Linked DNA regions of Homo sapiens: all the other regions are linked to region 3. Evidence: chromatin contacts called from ENCODE Hi-C or POLR2A ChIA-PET data. All regions are on one chromosome and are shown on one strand. Each heading gives the region's core, a stretch centred on a gene start or an enhancer-like site at or near the end of the contact. The rest is flanking DNA. Distances are from core to core; before and after follow the strand shown. Region 1 overlaps ITPRIP (inositol 1,4,5-trisphosphate receptor interacting protein). Region 2 holds the start of GSTO1 (glutathione S-transferase omega 1). Region 3 overlaps STN1 (STN1 subunit of CST complex).

The links. A loop is a pair of places that touch in the nucleus more often than their neighbours do. ChIA-PET counts read pairs that join two places held with the same protein, here RNA polymerase II (POLR2A). Pooled maps may share reads with other maps.
Region 1: a loop to region 3 is called in a pooled map, with 3 times the contacts of the local background. The contact joins two enhancer-like sites. A Hi-C loop is called at or near these places in 5 of 50 pooled maps. POLR2A ChIA-PET finds 5 or more read pairs at or near these places in 2 of 52 experiments (WTC11 and activated T-cell).
Region 2: a map of HCT116 shows a loop between it and region 3 (4-fold over the local background). The contact joins the promoter of GSTO1 here to the enhancer-like site in region 3. A Hi-C loop is called at or near these places in 7 of 168 maps with a recorded cell type or tissue (A673, CD4-positive, alpha-beta memory T cell, CD8-positive, alpha-beta T cell and 4 more), 4 of 37 single-sample maps with no recorded cell type and 19 of 50 pooled maps. POLR2A ChIA-PET finds 5 or more read pairs at or near these places in 7 of 52 experiments (AG04449, BJ, HEK293T and 4 more).

Annotation. Positions count from the first base shown.
Region 1 is chr10:104,307,189-104,310,329 of GRCh38, reverse strand. It overlaps ITPRIP (inositol 1,4,5-trisphosphate receptor interacting protein), which reads left to right. Exons shown (of 2, transcript NM_001272013.2): 2 at 1-630. Among named protein-coding and RNA genes, the nearest start is that of ITPRIP-AS1, 15 kb to the left of the region's middle. Within about 2 kb of position 1,523, at least 7 of the 41 ENCODE cell types and tissues checked have a DNase peak (open chromatin) inside an H3K27ac peak, as active enhancers do.
Region 2 is chr10:104,253,602-104,256,847 of GRCh38, reverse strand. GSTO1 (glutathione S-transferase omega 1) reads right to left here and starts at 1,956. Exons shown (of 6, transcript NM_004832.3): 1 at 1,886-1,956; 2 at 1,577-1,685. The coding sequence starts at 1,919. All of the region lies in intron 1 of LOC124902497 (a long non-coding RNA gene), which reads left to right. RefSeq lists silencers at 1,010-1,059, 1,550-1,809 and enhancers at 1,880-1,939, 2,274-2,788.
Region 3 is chr10:103,887,025-103,890,134 of GRCh38, reverse strand. STN1 (STN1 subunit of CST complex) reads left to right here. Exons shown (of 10, transcript NM_024928.5): 9 at 991-1,063. Among named protein-coding and RNA genes, the nearest start is that of STN1, 30 kb to the left of the region's middle. Within about 2 kb of position 1,699, at least 22 of the 41 ENCODE cell types and tissues checked have a DNase peak (open chromatin) inside an H3K27ac peak, as active enhancers do; they include HCT116, where a contact is called at or near this core.

The sequences.
Region 1 (3,141 bases), core at 274-2,773, 420 kb before region 3:
GAGTCCTTATCTATGTGATCAGTGCCATCCATGTCCTGTGCTGTAGGGTACATGGCCGGCTTCCCGAGCAGGGTTGGTGGCAGCTGGCAGTGGTTGGTGAATGTCCAGGAAGTCTTAACTCAAGCCACCCCAAGGCTGTGATTCAGAACATTTTCGTGGTCCGTCTCATCTCCACCTCACGGGACAGAGCTGGAAGGCTGTTTGGTTTGGCCAGCGACCGAAAGCAGAGGGAGCCAAGAGTCACAGAGTGAAGGGCAATGTGTGCCTTCAACAGGGCCCTCCCTCTCCGCCCCACTCTGCCTTGCCCCACCCCTGTCCCTGGGAAGGGCATCTTTTAGAGTTAACTTTTCTCATTGCCATCCAAAAATAGCTTGCTTGTTTAACTAGTTTGTTGTTTAAAAAATAAACATAAAAGCAATAATACAGTCATAATTTTAAAATTCAAGTACTAACAGGAAAATTAAGTAACAGACTAACGGTCCCACTTCTGACTTCTTAGTCCACTCCCCAGAGATAACCAATATGAAGTTTTTGGTGTATCCTTCCAAAATTTTTCTGTGTATGTGTCACATGTATGTATATATATATGCATCCTTTTAGTCCTTTTTTACATAAATGGCATCATACCGACTAATTCTTCTTGGTTATCTTTTTGAACATTTGGCTCTACCTTATTCTTTAAACTAGCTGCTTACTGGCCGAGTACATTAGCTCACACCTATAATCCCAGCACTTTGGGAGGCCAAGGCAGGAAAATCGCTTGAGCCCAGGAGTTTGAGACCAGCCTGGGCAACATGGCAAACCTTGTCTCTACAAAAAATATATAAATTAGCCAGACATGGTGGCGTGTACCTCTAATCCCAGCTACTCCGGAGGCTGGGGTGGGAGGATTGCTTGTGCCTGGGAGGCAGAGGCTGCAGCGAGCCGTGATCACTCCACTGCACTCCAGCCTGGGTGACAGAGTGAGTAAGACCCTGTCTCAAAAAAAAAAAAAAAAAATATATATATATATATATATATATATGGCTGCTTACTATCTCACTGTCTGTATGCATGTACCATAATTTACCCAACTTTCCCTACTGAGGAACACTTAAGTTGTCTCCACTTTTTGCTGTTATAAACAACACTCTAGTGAACGTCTCTGTGCACAAATCCTGTTTTGAAATGATCCTTCCTCTCCCAGTAATCTCCATATTCTGTACTTGCTGTATGTGGATTCACCACCAGCATCTTATTATAAAAATAACCATTGCCTGGGATTTAGTCAATCATCGTTGAATAAATTTTGAATCAACAGTGAGGAAAAGGTGTTTGACCAAGTACTGAGCAAGAGCATGTGATCTGCCTAGGTCCGGCTCTATGTGGGGAACAAAAGTATAAGATGGGGGCTCTGTCCCCAAGGAACTGGGTCTAATAGGAAGACTACCAATGGCTGCAAAGTAAGTCAGAGATCAATGAAGTGTGGTAAGTAATTGAAAGTGAAATTGTGTGGCTCTGAAGCCCGCATGAGCGGAATGTGAAAACAGATCAGCTTTGAGTTTCAGCTGTAACCTCTTTTGCTCCCTTACAGATGGGAAACTGTGAAGAGCCTCCCCAAAGAAAATCAAATCCACGTAATTGTTCTGTCTCTCAAATGCTTGTACTCACTCCATTCATCTGAGCCCGGGTCTGGTTTATTTCCTCCTGCACAATGTGGGGCCCTCCTTTACAGGTAAAAATGGCATTTTCCACCCTTTGATGTTTCTCCACAGCCCCACAAAGAAACCAGAAAATAAAACTGTCAACAACAAATTATCTCTCAGAAAGAGGGAACCACATAAACCTCAGAGATGTTCAAAGACATTTCTTCTTGATGGGAATAGGTGGGCCTCAAAAGTGTGAAGTGAGAGTTGTAGCACAGCGGTGGGTTAGGGAGTCTGGAAGAGTTTCGTCCCATCTGTTTCTTTCAAACCCACAGGTCAGTGATATTTTAGGTTTCTTTTGGAGCAACTTTATTTAAAGTAGAAATAGCAAAGACCCACACCCCGTTTCTTCCCATTAGCTGCCCTTGGCTATCTTCCCAACTGCCCAGAGATGACGCCCATAGCCCCCACAGCCTTGCTGCCACGAAGAAGGCTTTCTTCCTGAAGAAAGGACCGGGCTATGTTAGACCAAAGGTCTCCTGGGACGATGGCCTTGCATCTCTTCCAAAAGGCATGGCTAGTGCTGAATCAAGCCCCCCAAGGGTCTGGAAGGTGTAGGTCAGCCGCCAGTTCTCCCAGCCAAGGACAGTGAGTCAGCCCATACATACCCCATGTACTCCCACCCCAGGAATCAGAGCCAAGTGAGACTAGAGCTGGTGCTGTATGTAGAGCCAGATTCAGGGCCAGGGAGAAGGTCAGTGGTGTTCAGCCCTCTGGATATCCACAGCTTTGCCCAGTGCAGTTTCTAAGAAGCCCTCTCCATAGGGACAAAATGCCACAAAGAGGAAACAAATCTATGGAGAGGGCCTCTGGCCAGGCAGGGAAGCTGCACAAGCTCCATACATCCAGAGCAACACAAGATGCCACACTAAGCTGCAAGGTTGCTCAGCCTGAACGTTTAAATCCAGAGAGAAACAAGAGCAGGTCCCCTGCCCTCTCTCCATATACCCTCTCAATATGGAGGCCTATGCAAGGTCCTGCCCACGAGGTTCCAGCCTTCATGACAAAGCTGGTGCTAAGGCCAAGGAGACTGAGAGCCTTACTATAAACAGCACAGGGACTAAGAGTGTGGGCTCTGTGTTCAATCTCTGCTATGCCATGTCCTAGCTCAGCAAGTCTCACCATTTCTAAGAGCCTTGGGTGTGCCTCAGTTTCTTCAACTGTAAAACAGGAATAATACTGCCCACCTCGTAGAGCCATTGAGAAGGTTAAATGAAGGAGCGTGTGTGATGCACTTAGCTTCGGGCCTGACAAATAAACTCAACAACAAAAACTGCGGAGATTCTTCCCCTTGCTCTGAGGAGGGCTCCTTACAGCCCAACTCCTACTGCCTGGTTCCCCCAGCAGTGTGAGCTGTCCCTCCACATGGGAGTGCCTCCTCCCACATGGGGGTCTGTCTTCCCTGGGGGTTCCCTCACACACCTCCCTTAGGGCCAGACACTGGCCAGGTGCTCAG
Region 2 (3,246 bases), core at 707-3,206, 370 kb before region 3:
ACTATAAAACAAAAACTTTTGTTACTATGAAAACAAAAAGATCCTGGGCTTTTGTTATTTAAAAAAAAAAAAGTATGTCAGAACACACATGAATTTTGGTAAGCTGGCATTGTGAGCCAACAAGTCTACACACCTGCCACAGCAAGTTGGAAGATGCATCTTTTAGAGAAAACCATGCTTTGTTAAGTCATATCATGTGGTTAAAATCTAGTACTTTCCCAGTAAAAGCCTCCTCGGGCTCAAGCTTAAAACTGGTCTATTAATGTAGTAGACCTTTGTTGTTTGCACTGTCTGGAAGCTGTTAACCACTCTCTTCCTCCCCTCTACCCCACACTATTAGGGGAAGATAGTTTCAATGTTCCTTTGGAAAACTGCCCCAGTAAATAAGGTAGGGTTGTTTTCAAACTAAAGGTCCAGGGTGAAGCACATAACCCAGGACTTTGTGCCTCTGAATCCAGCTGTGTCATGCTCCTGGACTTTTCAAATAAATGAGTACCAAAAAATGTCTTTTTTCAATTTTGGTTACATTAGATTTCTCTTAGTACAATAAAAGAGTTCTATCACAGCAAATATGACAGTGTTTTTGAGAAACATTATGAAATAGTAAGTACTCTATGTGTTCAGAATCATAATCTCATCCAAATGAGATGCATTTCTTAGTGAAGTAATGACAAATCCCCTTCAAATGTATTTTTTAAATGCATTTTACCTTTCTTTTAGGGAAAATAATTGCCTACCCCTAAAGATTATCCCCTTAGAAGACTAAAATTAGTTCACAAACACTAAGCACACAGACAGAAAATTCCTTAAGAATAGGGGGTTTGTTTTAAACTTCCACAGAACCTTCCACACCAAAGGTATCTAATAAATGTCTAATCAACAGACATCCAAAGGTCATGGGAAGGGAAGTGGTTCCAATGGATACTTGGTGTCAGAGAAAAGTCAAGTGACTGTTGCACATATCCTGTGGATAGCCCGTAAGTCAAAAACTATGCTAGTTTCAAAACAGGCTCTGCAGAAGGATGAGCTAGACAGACACTTCCCTCTATTTGACTCAACCAACAGCCCAATCCACAGGAATATGTGCAGTAAACTCAGCACTACCCTAGGAGGGTCAGGGTCTAAACTCTGCTGTACTGGGGTAAATTACTATTCTAGGAGGGAACAATACATTCAGAATAACAACTAACAGTTAAGCTGGAATAAGAACGGGAAATCACAATAGGGCGAAAGCGAAAGGACTCTGGACCAGGAATTCGTGACCTACCAAAGCTAAAAGAGCTGCTGCCGGTTATTACCGGGCAAATCACTAACATCACTGGAGCCTCAGCTTTTCTAATCCATTAAATGGTTGGTTAATCTAAATGAGGTGTCCTAGACCGTTGGAATCTGTGGCCTATTTTTCCTAGGGGAATGGCCTATAACTTGCTATTTTCCAAAGGGCCGAGAATAGTTTAATGTGCAGTAAAGGACGCTGGTGGGAGGGGGGTAGAAGGGGGCTGAGACCCCACCCCACCCCGCCGCCTGCAGCAGGCTCCCGGACGGCTCGGGGAGCGTCCCCCGCCTGGGTGCCCACCTGATTCCCTTGGCCTTCAGGACTAGACGCGTCCTCTCAGCAAACGGGCAGAACCTCATGCTGTAGATGCGGATCGAGCCCTCCGGGACCGGCCCCGGGGGCGCGCTTCCTGCCGGGGAGAAGCGAAGGCGATTACGGCCCAGAGAGGTGTCGAGACCCCCCGTATCCCACCGCCCCCGCGTCCCACTGCAGCTCCGACCCGTTCCCCGCCGGTGGGGCGCTCCCGGGCGGCTGGGCTCCCGGAGCAGCCTCGAACATGCCGCCGGGGGTCGCCGAGATCACCCCCTCTTCGCGGCGGGCAGGCCTCACCCTTCCCCAAGCTCCTGGCTGACTCCCCGGACATCGTGGCGCAGCGCAGGCCGAGCTCCTCTGGGGTTTGCAGGGGATTCAGGAAGTAGGTGGCGCGTCCTTCCCGCCCTCCTTCCCTCCCCCGCTTCCTCCTTAGCTCAAAAGTGCCTGCCCCCGGCGGCCGCCAGCTCCACCCGTTGTGCCTTCCCGGCTTTATGGGATAGCCCTTAAAACATCTTAAGGGGCTGTGTCAAAGCATCTCGCTGGCCAAGGGCTGCACCCACGGGGAGATACACAAAAGTTATAAATGCTCAGTCATCCCTCCGCCCCCGAACGAAGGGGTCACCACTCCGCACTCCACGGGGCTCCACGTCTGACCCTGACCCTGACCTCCCTCCCGTGACACTGACCTCGAAGCACCACCCGCTCCGTCCCAAGGCTTCACGACTTCAGAGCCTGTGGCCCGACCTCATGGCTCACTCACCGGTCCAGAGCGTTCTCTCCAAAGGCTCCTGTTCAGCTTGTGAAGGGAAAATAAAAATCTCTTGACTCCAAACTCACTATGCCAAAGGGAAGAGTCAAGCTTGGAAACTGAGTCAGGCAACACTGCCTCCCATTTTGTTGCTAAATAGCTACAAAGATCAAAGGCCACACACCTCCCCAAGGAAATTCCTTGTTGGCCCGCAAGATCTTTACTCTAAAACAGATCAGTTGAATTTCATCTTGGCAATGTAAACTAACAGCTTATCTTCCCAAGTATGGGACAAAGACAGGTCTAGGAGTCATCCTTCCTCTCGCTGGAGAAAAATGCAATTTGACCGCTTCCTCTACCCTATATTTAATCTTGTAAAAATGCAGATTCACCAAGCACTAGACGAATGCATAACTGACTATTCCTCTACGACCTCCTTTCACGAATGTAACATGCGCATTCAGTGAATGCTGATCAAAGGCCCCAAAGAATGCAACTACTCTCCCCTTTTATCTACCTTCCCTTTTTACTTTCCACTTTCCCCTACTGCCTGCTCTTTCCCTTTAAATATTGAAGTCCTCAAGCCCTCTTTGGAAAGAGCACAGATCACAGATGTTCCTGTGATTTTGTGTTCCTTTTTCTCAGATGTGTCCTCAACCTTGGCAAAATAAACCTCTAAAAGGATTGAGACTCACCTTGGTCATTTCCTTTGATTTACAAGCTCATCTATGCCTCGCTGCAGGGTTGCCCAGCCACCTGGACAGGCTTTTCCTTTTTCTGTCAGTACTAGCTTAACGTGACTACTGGGAGGGCCTCTGTCCCTACCGTCACCTGTAGGATACATCCTTTTCATTTTAACCCATAGGAGACAGCACAAACCTGGATATTATCAACCTCAGAATAATGGTGC
Region 3 (3,110 bases), core at 450-2,949:
CTTTTTCTGTTTCTTTTTTTTCTTTCTCTTTCTCTCTTTTTTTGTTACTAGATTCACTGTGGAACATGAAGGTGAAACCTGTTGTGTGCTGCTTCCCTCTTAATCTGAGCTGGTTAAAAAAGACTAAGTTGGCCAGGTGCGGTGGCTCACGCCTATAATCCCAGCACTTTGGGAGGCCAAGTCGGGTGGAATCACTTGAGGTCAGGCATTCGAGACCAGCCTGGTCAACATGGTGAAACCCTCATCTCTACTAAAAATACAAAAATTAGCTGGACGTGGTGGTGCACGCTTGTAATCCCAGCTACTCGGGAGGCTGAGGCGGGAGAATCACTTGAACCTGGGAGGCGGAGGTTGCAGTGAGCTAAGATCGTGCCACTGCACTCCAGCCTGGGCGATAAGAGTGAGATTCCGTCTCAAAAAAAAAAAAAAAAAAAAAAAAGGAAAAAGAAAAAGACTAAGTTATGTCTACCTTTGAGAGCAGAATGTGTTTCAGTGGATAGGCTAGCTTTACTCTCATGCTAGCCTGTCCTTGCAGGGTTTTTTTTTTTTTTTTCTCCTTTTATTTTTCCTTGTGGTTGGGAGAAGCAAGAAAACTGATGCAACACAAGACAGGTGTCAGGGCCCAGAAGAAGGAGTCATGGGGTGGAGATTGGAGGCCTTGATCACTGTGCCTCGCTCAAAACTATAACAACAAATAACAAAAATGTGTTATGAGTGTTGAAGAAGAAAGTTGTCCCTTAAAAGTATGCAATTCCAGCTTTTTTTTTGTTTTAACCTCATTGCCCCAATGAACCAACTCCCAAGGACGTGTCCTCTGGGCAGAACTGGTTTGACACTAGGCCAAGTATCAAACACCACATTAATGGTGTAGGGAAGATGATTATTATGTAATCTTTAGAAACTATCCTGAATACTAATTTGGAAGTCTGGATGACACAACTGCTGTGTTACCTAAGAACACTCTCTCTCTCAACTATTTTTCCTATTTAGGTAACCAGAGAAGACAAAGACCTGCACAGAAAGATCCACCGGATCATTCAGCAGGACTGCCAGAAACCAAATCGTAAGTGGTATAATGTACAAGTGATGCCCTGGTGCCCTGGAAGGGGATACTGTCTCCCGGGGAGCACTGGATGGAGAGTCAGGAGACCCGGGACTTTTCCCAGTAGTGACTTGGAAAGGTGATAGTCAAAGTACCTGCCCTCCCTGAGCCTCCATCTCCTCTCTAAAGGAGTGTTGGGCTAGCACAGTTGTTGTGATCTTGGCTGTACATAAGATTCAACCTTGGAGCCCTCTGAACATTCAGAGCCCAGATTCTACCCTGGGGATTTTGTTTCCATAGAGGATGAGGTGGGGGCTAGACAAGGAATTCTGATACAGTGAGGTCACCACACTAGGACGTTTTGATGTCATTCTGCTTCTCATGTTCTCTCTGATTTGTGTTATTTCCTATTTCATGCTTGCCCCCCTTCTTTGAACACAAACCTGACATTTCCCTCTATTCTAACATCAAAGCCTTTCAGTGTTGGAAGGGATGGTTCTAGACATGACTGTTTATGAACGGTGTAATTCAGTCATCTTGGAAACTGTTAATTTGCAAAAGACATGGTTTAGAAAATAGTTTTGGTAGAGTTAGTTCAGCCCCTAGTGGTTAGACACTGAAACTGTAGCTACTCTGACAAGGAACAATACCATTTCCACACTAGTTAGAGAAGGAAGCATTAGTCTATCTTTAAATCCTATGTAAACTGACCGGTCTTAAAGGCGACTTTTCAAAGTCTAGCTTTTGCAAACACATACTATAATAAGAAGTGTTGGAAAAGTTTGTTAATGACCCCAGGTCCCTGATCTGCCAGTGAACTCCACCTCCAGTCCTTCGGCCCATACATCCCTGGGGCCTGGACCTGTGCCAGGTTGAGTCAGTGGGTGAAGCTGGGCCAGGTTTCCAGCACTGGTGTTTATGGTAGACAGCCCTAGTTAGCCTTTAAGAAACCATGAGGTCGGATCCCAGAGTGGTGTGACAGCAGCTCTTAAAATAAACTCAAAGCAATATATTATTTCAGTGCAAGTGAATGGACTTTGTTCACTTCATTCAGAACAATAAAAGCAAATATCCTTTAGTTGAGGGAAAAGCCCATCTGTCCACAATTGAAGGAGCTTTTGAGAGCAGTGCAATGTGGGATTCCTCAGCCAAGAAGGGATGAGAAGATGCTCCCAAGATAACATCTCTGCAGTCACCCTATTCGCAGGCCTCCTGGCCAGGTTCTTATTTTCATCTGCATTAGGAATAGAATGGATTGAACCCTAGGGCTAGTAAAGCACATGAAAAGAATTCACATTTCATTTGGACTTGGCTCTCTGAAGTGTCCTGAAAGTAGCAGGTTTAACATCTACATCTACCCACAGCTCATCAAGTGGACAGGCCCTGCCACTCAGTCTGTGAATGGGAGCCTCTAAAAGCCACTAGCCAATCACCTGGCACTACTACACTCCCAGGAGCTGAATTCTGAAGCCTGAGCTACTGAGAATGCTGATAAAAGATGTTATAAGGACTGTGTTGGAACCTGCTGTGACCACCCCGCTTCATAATGTTATAACATAGCAATTCAGAATAGTAACGTATGCCCCTCATGAAAAGCCAAGCAGTGCAAAAATCCACTCCAAAAAGCCAGACTCCCTCCCAGCACTGAGCCCCAGCTTCTGTGTTCCCCTCTCCAAAGGCAGTGGTTGTTATTAGTTACTTGCATATCCTGTTGGATATGTGTTTTCTATCAGGGATAAACTATACAGATATGCACTTACAAACATATCATATTATTTATCCTTGACAGAAAACACAAGTGAAGTTTAGCCGACGATATACATTGTCCTACACCTTGTATTTTAGATCTAACATTGCCTTCTAGAGGTCAACAGTACACATGAAAGTGCCTACGTCTTTTCATTAGCTGGACAGCATGCTGTTACATGTATAGGTAAATATCCGACCCTCAGTCTAACCATACCTACTGGGCCTTTAGTTCCTTTCTAGCCTTTCAAACAGAATATAGCCTGGAGTTTTTCCTTGTCAGGATGATTGGTAGAAGGACTTGAAGTCATTTATGAGTGTC